2 separate regions of the Homo sapiens genome follow, and region 2 is linked to region 1. Evidence: chromatin loops called from intact Hi-C (ENCODE). Cell type or tissue: CD14-positive monocyte. All regions are shown on one strand. Each heading gives the region's core, and the rest is flanking DNA. Links, peaks and the distances in the headings are about the cores only. Region 1 has its middle 85 kb from the start of RDUR. Region 2 overlaps RDUR (RIG-I dependent antiviral response regulator RNA).

What was found. Peaks named below come from ENCODE experiments on the same cell type or tissue, not always from the same donor. Only the 100,000 strongest peaks of a DNase experiment are listed, where the experiment ranks them.
Region 2: it touches region 1 in a loop (2.2-fold over the local background); 2 of 110 quality-filtered maps call a loop at or near these places.

What each region holds. Positions count from the first base shown.
Region 1 is chr3:102,024,091-102,028,494 of GRCh38, forward strand. No RefSeq gene overlaps it. Among named protein-coding and RNA genes, the nearest start is that of RDUR, 85 kb to the left of the region's middle. In CD14-positive monocyte, for the core only: no CTCF peak of the experiment used is centred there; a DNase peak (open chromatin) is centred at 2,731; H3K4me3 peaks cover 2,054 bases; H3K27ac peaks cover 1,888 bases.
Region 2 is chr3:101,961,779-101,966,182 of GRCh38, forward strand. The region is part of intron 2 of RDUR (RIG-I dependent antiviral response regulator RNA); the gene reads left to right. Among named protein-coding and RNA genes, the nearest start is that of RDUR, 23 kb to the left of the region's middle. In CD14-positive monocyte, for the core only: no CTCF peak of the experiment used is centred there; a DNase peak (open chromatin) is centred at 2,283; H3K4me3 peaks cover 487 bases; H3K27ac peaks cover 652 bases.

The sequences.
Region 1 (4,404 bases), core at 275-4,274:
TTCAGATAAAGGTTAATTTCTCAAGGGTTTCTTCACAGATCATTAAATGCTCAATAGTGTGAAGAACTAAAAGCTGTAGTATTCCAATCCAATGCTGATAAAATATCACCAGAAATTAAGATAAAACAAACCAAAACTACAGAGCTAAAAGGGACATTTATATTTTGTGATTTAAAGTTCACATTTAAAATATGAATTTTTTATTCATATTTACCACTTTACCAAAATTTTTAATTCATATTTATTTACTTTACCAAAAAGGAAGCTAAATCACCCTTCTGTTCTATTTAATATAAAATACCTGGGACCCTGAATGTGCCCAGCTACTCATTTTGTGCCTGCTGGGAAAGCCCCATCAGAAAAGTCATTTGGATCACCTGAGTGGGCTAGAAGGCAGCATGAAGATGAATCATCACTGTAGAAAGTTCTGAATGCATGCTGTCTTCAAGAAAATTAATTATGCATCTGTAGTGTTCATTTTTACTGTATAATGCTATATGAAAATGTTGTATAAGATTAAAAAAAACCCTTAAGTTCTATAACCATTTTTAGCACAGCAAAGGTGATATAGCACCTATTTAGAGAGAGCACTCTAGTGTTTCAATTATTGTACACACTGCTGTAGGTGCTTTCAGGGCTTAGTAACTATATAGGGCTAAAGTATTAGACAGGGGCAAGAAAATTCTTAGAATGAAAGTCATATATTTGAACTCTGAAGAGTTGCAGAGGGACCCAGTCAAGTATTCATTTCAGTTTTGACCAGCACTTACATTTGAGGAAATTATCCAGAGCTGGAAAAATAACCACTCAAAAGGAACAGATGGAATAATGCACAGCATTCACACAGGGCCAGGATTAGTATCTGATCCCACTAGCTAGACTGGAAAATGTTATAATTTACAGGACGCTGGGTAGACTATTTAAAGGTTCTTGCCTTTACAGTGAACAATAATGCCCTAAATGAAACATGGCTCTGATCCTGCCTAACAAATTTTAAAAGCAAGACCTAAAAGGATCGAACTGTTTTGAAGTATTTTAATTGCATCTGAGAACAAAGCTCAAGAATCTTTTTGAGGTTCAAAAATATTCTGCATTCAACAGGTAAAATCACAACATCTGACATCCCATCAAAAATTATCAGGTATGCAAAGAAGTAGGAACTTATGACCTGTAATGAAAAAAAAAATCAATCAATTGAAACCAATCCAGAACTGGTATAGATGTGAGAATTAGCACTTATGTCATTTAAACAGTTATTATAACTATGTTGTATGTTCAATAAGATAAGTAGGGACATGGAAGACATAAAAAGACCCAAACCAACTTATAGAGATGGAAACTGGCCAGGTGCCGTGGCTCATGCCTGTAATCCCAGTGCTTTGGGAGGTTGAGGCGGGAGGGTCCCTTGAGCTCAGGAGTTTGAGGCAGTGGAGAGCGATGATTGTGCCACGGCACTCCAGCCTGGGTGACAAAGCAAGATTCCATCTCTAAAACAAAAACCAATGCAGATGAAAATCACAATGTCTGAGACGACACTGGGTGGGATTAATGGCAGATTGGACATTGCAGAAAAAAATAATGAACTTGAAGATATAGCAATAGAAACAATTCAAAAGTAAACACAGAGAAAAAGGAACAAAAAAATAAATAGTGTAATCAGTGAGCTGTGGAACAACTTCAAGTAGCTTAATATAGCTGTAACTGTAGTTCCTTAAAAAATACAGAAAAGTATTTTTAAAAAGATGTTGTAAGCTTCCCAAATTTAGTGAATTATAAACCCACAGATCCAAGAAGTACAATGAAACCCCAAACCAAGCAATTTGAAGAAAACTGCATAAAGCAGATTATTAAACTGTATAAAAATATTGATGAAGAGAAAGTCTTACAGGCATGAAGAGAAAGAAGACACATTATGTACAGAGGAACAAATATAAAGATGAGAGGAGACTTTTCACCAGAAACAACGCAAGTGAGGAGACAGTGACTCAACATCTTCAAGTGCCAAAAAGAAAAACTGTCACATAGAATTATATACCCAGTGAAAATATCCTTGAGAAACAGGATAAAATAAGGACATTTTTAGACATACAAAAGTCTGAATTATTCATCATTAGCAGAGTCACACTACAAGAAATGTGAAAGGAATTTGTGCAATCAGAAGGAAAAAGACATCAGATAGAAATATTGATCTACACAAGAAATGAAGAACATGAAATGGTAACTACATGAGTAAATACATAAGATATTTTTCTTATTATTTAAATATTTTAAAAGAAAATTAAATATTAAAAGAAAACAATGACAATGTAGTGTATGGTTTGTATTAAACATATGGTGGTAGGCAGAATTCTAGAAATGTTTCCCAAGATTCCATTCCCTAATCCCCAGAACCATTGAATCTGATGATAATATCATTCCTGTGATTATGTTGTATTCTACAGCACAGCTGAGTTTAAGATAGGGAGGTTACCCAGGTGGACCTGACTAACTATATGAGTCCATTTAAACAGAGTTTCCTCCATTTGTTATCAGAAGGGGAAGGCAGAGGTATTGAATACCTCAATATTGAATACCGCAAGAAAGACTGGGTGCATTGATTTGTTTGTAGATAAAAAGGTTCAAGTGCAAGGACCAGAGAGTGGCTGCAATGACCTGAAAGTAAACCCTGGTCAACAGTCAGCTAGGAAATGGGAACTTGATTTCTAAAACCATAAGGAACTATAGTCTGTTAATAACAGAAATGAGCTTGCAGCAAGACCCACACTCGAGATGAGAATACAGCTGGCTGATATCTTGATTTCGACATTGTGAGAACCTGAACAGAAAATCCAGCGAGGTCATTCCAGACTTACAGAAGTCTGAGATAATAAATGGGTGTTATATTAAGTCTCTAAGTTTATGGTAATTTATTATGCAGAAAACCAAAGAGAAAACTGACATAAATAGACAAATAATAGACATATGTAGAAGTAAAATGTATGACAAAAATAACACAGAGGCTGAAATGGGCAAAATAAAACTACACTGTTTAAGCAATCTTACGGTATATGTAAGTTGTATATTATCACTTGAAGGTAATCTGTGATATGTTAAAGACGTACACTATAAACTGTAAAGCAAATACTAAAATAATAAATTATTATTGTTAATACTGCCAATAAAGGAGACAAGATGGAATCATAAAAATATTCAGTTAATTCAGAATAAGGCAGAAAATAAACAAGAGAGCATAGATCATATGTGAAAAATAGAAAAAAGTATCAAGATAAGTTTAAATCTAACCATATCCATAGTTAACACTAGTTGTAAATGGACTAAACACCCCAATTAAAAGGCAGATATTTTCACATTATATATATATGCTGGTTAAGAGAAATGCACCTTAAGTGTAAAGACACAAGAAGGTCAAAACTAAAAGGATAGAAAAAAATATATTGACAATAGTCAAAAGGAAGCTAGGGTGGCTATATTAATAATAGACAAAGTAGATTTCAGATTTTATCCTGAGATAAAGTAAGGTACTTTATACTGATAATGATGTCAATTTACCAGAAGAAAAGAACATTCCTGAATGTTCATACGCTCAATAACAGAGCATCAAAATACTGGAATCAAAAACCGATAGAACTGCAAGAACAAATAGACATATCCACAGTTATAATCAGATATTTCAGGATCATTCTCTCCACAATTGATAGAACAAAGAGACAGAAAATCAGTAAAAATATAAGAAACTTGGACAAAACAATCAAATGACTTAATTCATATTAAGAAGTATTTATACAGAACTTCACCCGAAAAAGCAGCATAGATATTTACTTTCAAGTGTATATAGAATATTTACAAAGATCATATTCTGGGCCACAAAACGTATCTCAATAAATTTAAAAAGAATTAAAGTTTTACAAAGTCTGTTCTCTGGCTACAATGAAATTAAATTAGAAATCAATAACAGAATGATTTTCTGGCAAATCCTCAAATATTTGGAAACTAAATAAGACACTTCTAAATTGCCCATTGGGTCAAAGAAACGATCAAAAGGGATCAAGCTTGATGAGTCAGTAGGAAAAAATGTAAAAAAAGAGAGCTCAAAAGGGAAATAAGAAAGTACTATGAACTGAATGAAAATGAAATTACAACATATGAAATCGGTGGGATGCTGATAAATCAGAAATTATAAAAAATTTAAAGCACTAAGCAAAGAAATTAAAAACATTCAGTTTGGAAAGGAAGAAAGGAAACCATCTTTATTCATAGACAATATAATCTTCCATGCAGAGAATCCAATGGAATCTACAAAAAGCTATAAGAACTGAGTTAGCCAGATGGCAGGATACATTAGTATGCAAACATCAGTTGTATTTGTACATACTAACAATGAACATGAGAAATTGAAAAAAATCA
Region 2 (4,404 bases), core at 236-4,235, 62 kb before region 1:
TATGTGTTCCTAAATATTTGTCTGAGGTCTGTATCAGAGAGAATCACAGATAGTTTTATGTTTTAGTGTTTGCTTGACATATCTTTTTCTATCTTTTTATTTCCAACCTTTCTATATCCTCTTATTTTAGACATGTCTCTAGTAAGTATATAGCATGTTTTGTTTTTTTTTTAATAATACAATAATTTCTCTTTTAATTGAATCATTTATTTCATTTCTATTTGATGCAATCACTGATAATCTTTGTTTTCTTCGCTCCCCTTTTGTTCTTTCTTAACTTTTGGTTTTATATTCATCTAATGTTTTCATTATTCAACTTCTCCTCCTATCAGCTTGATACTTACACACCGTCTTACTATTTTAGTGATTAGAGATTACCATAGCTATCCTCAATTTATCAAAATCAACTTTCCTAGTTAAAGCTGTGAGTCATTGTTCATAGCTGACATCCACAGTGGTGTGGGTTTAATTCCTATCAGCAGCTCATGTCAACTCTTTCTTTGCTTTCACTACAGTTTTCTTTTTACTTGGGTATAACTGACCAACAATGTTATGGGATCCTTAAAAGAGAGAGTAGTGGTGAGAATGGTAAGGTTGGAGATAAGGGGAGGTGTCATCATGGAATCAAAGAAACAGTTTTTGGTTTTTGGGGTCTTGGTGACATCACCTTTTTCTTTGCTCCTGGCCTCCCTAAAACCTCCCTTCTGTCTCACCCTTCCTGCTCTGTCTCCTGCTCTTTTTTTCTCTAGCTCTATGGTAGTTTACTAGGGCTGCTGGAATGAAGTACCGTAAGCTTGGTGTCTTAAACAACAGAAATTTATTGTCTCACAGAGCTGGAGGCTAGAATTCTGAAATAAAGGTGGCAGGGCCATATTTCCTCCTAAGATTCAATGGCAGAATATTTTCTTGCCTCTTCCTATCTTCCTAGCTTCTTCTGGTGGTTGCCAGCAATCCTTGCCATATCTTGGCTTGTAGACATGTTATTCCAATCTTTGCCCTCATCTTTATAGGGCATTCTTCCCTGTGCGTCTCTATGTCTCCTCACATGGCATTCTCATTGTGTGTCTGTGTTCTCATTTTCTTCTTCTTATAAGAATACCAGTTACTGGATTGGGGCCCACCCTAATCCAGCATGACCTCATCCTAACTTGATTACATCTTCAAGATCTTATTACCAAACAAGGTCACATTCTGAGGTTCCATGTGGACATAAATTTTGGGGGATGCTCTTCAACCCAGTACAAGCTCACTTACTCTGTAGAGTGCAGTAAAAGTAGCACTGACTTAGAAATTAGACATTCTAAGTACTAATTGTGCTTGTGCTACTAATTATATAATACAGACTTTGGAGTTCACAAGCAGGGGTTCAAATCTCAGCTTTGTCATTTAACTACCTTGAGCCTCAGAGTAGTAAAATCAAATGATTTTATTTTTGAGATTCAGCTTTCAAATTCTAGTCACTCCTTTGGGCTATTTCTTTTTCTTACTCTGCCATGCCCATCTAATCCCTTTCCTCTTTAACAACTTGACCTCTTAATTCCAGTTTTCTTCCTCCTTAATTCTCCTCTTTATCCTTTTCTTCCCACTTTAGAAAAACATTATTTCTTTTAAATAATAGAGACAGGGTCTCACCGTGTTGCCCAGGCTAGTCTCAAACTCCTGGGCTCAAGCAGTCCCCCAACCCTGGCCTTCTAAAGTGCTGGGATTACAGGCATTAGCTACCATGCCTGGCCTCTCCCCAGTTTTTTTCCTTACAACTAGGATGATATTCATCCTGGTTTGTCCAGGAACAATCCCAGTTTATGCCCATTGTCACAGTATAATTATTGATAATGCCCCCTTCTACTTTCAAAGCATTCTGGTTTAATGATGAGTTAAATGATTGCCCTACTTAGAGTGTTTTCATAACACTTAGACCTGCCTCTATCACTGCATGATTCACAATGTACTATGTTATTGTATTTTAATTGTTTTTTGGATTTGTCTCCTTGGTGGGATTTAGGGTAGTCACTGGGAATGATTTTCTTCATTTCTGCAGACTCCACCATATATACCTGGCATTGGGAGGAGCTCAGTCATGCTGCTTGGACATGGGAATGTTTTTGAAACCTTGCTTCTTTCATTTTGTGCATAGCAGGTGTTCAATAAATCATTTTTAATTGAAGTAGATAGCTGTCTATTATGAAAATGAGAAATGAACTTGACAAGAACACTGCTTCTTCTCTCTGCCCTCCTTTATTTGTCATCATTAGCTCAGAGATCTCATTTTACCTCCAGATTTGTGAGTCATTTCTTCCTCTTGCCTCACCCATAGCTATTTTAATTCTTTGAAAACTGGAGTTAGTTATCCTTTTCAAGCCTCCAGTGAGTGCTGCGGTGACCTGATTTCCAGTTGCTGGGTGCTTGCTTTGGGCAAGTGTACCTCCACGATTGAAATCTTCCCTCCACCCCGAGCTCCTGAGGCTCTCTCCACTCTGTCATCTGTTTCAGAAGCAGTTTTTGTACCACCTTGCTTTTACCTTTGAGGCCATACCCACTGTTGGTTACTTCATCCTGTGGCTATGTCTATACAAGTGAAATTAAGTGCATAATGAAGTCAATGGTGGGTTTAATTCAGGCCACTTTTGCCTGACACTTCTTTCTTTTGCTGTCAGCTCATCACCTCAGCACCCCCAACCCACTTATTGTTTGGAGGCTGGGATCTGCTATGCCACAGGAGTATTTTCTGAGCCTTGTCATTTACTTCAAATGATGGAAGACATTTTCTTTCTTCAGGAATTATGAGACCTAATCCACCTGGATTTAGCAAATGGGTTGTTCTTCCTGCTGGTTGCTAAAAACCATCACGTATTCAGTTTTCGACAAACAATTGTTGAGAACTTACTAGGTACAAGCAATAATACCAACACAATTATTGTCTTCAGGGAGTTCTCTAGAGGCTGCGGGCGTGCACTGCTCAAATCCACTTGCGTGAGAAGCTCATGAGGAGGGTAGTTAGCTGACAGTTTCCAGCTGCGGCCCCTCTGGCTCTGCCCCTGCATTCACGCTGACAAGTCACAGACTTCTGGGGATTCTTCTAGCTAGTAACTGAATGTGGTAGTTGTATGGTACCATGGTCAGGCTATTTCTGGCTGGCATGGGACTCCTCTAATGAGGAGTCTTTGCTTGAGGCCTCCTGGTCGGCCTGGCTCAGACTCAGTGCTGCAATGCCGTCTGACTCCTACTACCCAGTCCTCCTCCTTCCCTCCTATTCTGAAGGCCCTCCCTGCCCATGCTGGTTGCCCCTCCCCAAATCCTTCACAGGCGTTTCTCCCAAGAAATCTCCTGCATGACTAATTTTGTCTTGGCATCTTGTTCGTAGAAGAGTTGAGCTGACACAAGTTTCCAGTCCAGTATTGTAGATTAAACATGTGCACAAAGAACACAGCATACTCTTCATTATATTCCTCTCCAACATTAAGTGGTGAGATTAAAGTACAACAGGGACAGGTAATCTTAGATTGCGAAAAGAGGTATATTTTATATTTACCATAGTCTGTCATTTCCGAGAAGGCAAAGACCATGACCAACATAATTATTTGTTCAGGTGAACAGTTCTTTGTTCACTTGTCATGGGTGATAAGTAAAAGCACTTAAGAGAAGAAGAATAATAATAGTTGTGTAATTGTAATAATAATAATAATAATAATAATAATTTATTGAGGGCCCTGTCTCTGCCAGGCATTAGGTACTTTGTGTATCTTTTTTTCCAGTCTTCATAACAACCAAGCAAAGAAGGTATTGCTGTCATCCTCATTTTGCAGAAGAGGAAAGTGAAAAATGAAAGAGGTTAAATAGATTGCTCAAGGTTGTCCGGACGCAGTGGCTCACACCTGTAATCCCAGCACTTTGGGAGGCCGAGGTGGGAGGATCACCTGAGGTCAGGAGTTCAAGACCAGCCTGGCCAACATGGTGAAACCCCATCTCTACTGAAAATACAAAAATTAGCCAGGCATGGTGGCGCATGCCTGTAATCTCAGCTACTCAAGAGGCTGAGGCAGGAGAATTGCTTGAACCCGGGAGGTGGACGTTGCAGTGAATTGAGATTGCACCACTGTACTCCAGCCTGTGCAACACCACGCCTGGCTTAATTTTTGTATTTTTAGTAAAGATGGGGTTTTGCCATGTCGGCCGGGCTGGTCTCACACTCCTGACCTCAGGTGATCTGCCCACCTCTGCCTCAGATTATTCTTTTTCCTGTCTTAGAAAAAAAAAAAAAAAGATTGCTCAAGGTCACCCTGAAGCTAGTGAGTGGCTGTGCCAGGGTTTGGGTTTGTGAAGCTCTGATGCTCTTGAATTTCCCATGATACCATGCTCTGTCTTTAGGGTGATCTTCAGACTTAGGCCACATGGTAATCAGTCTGG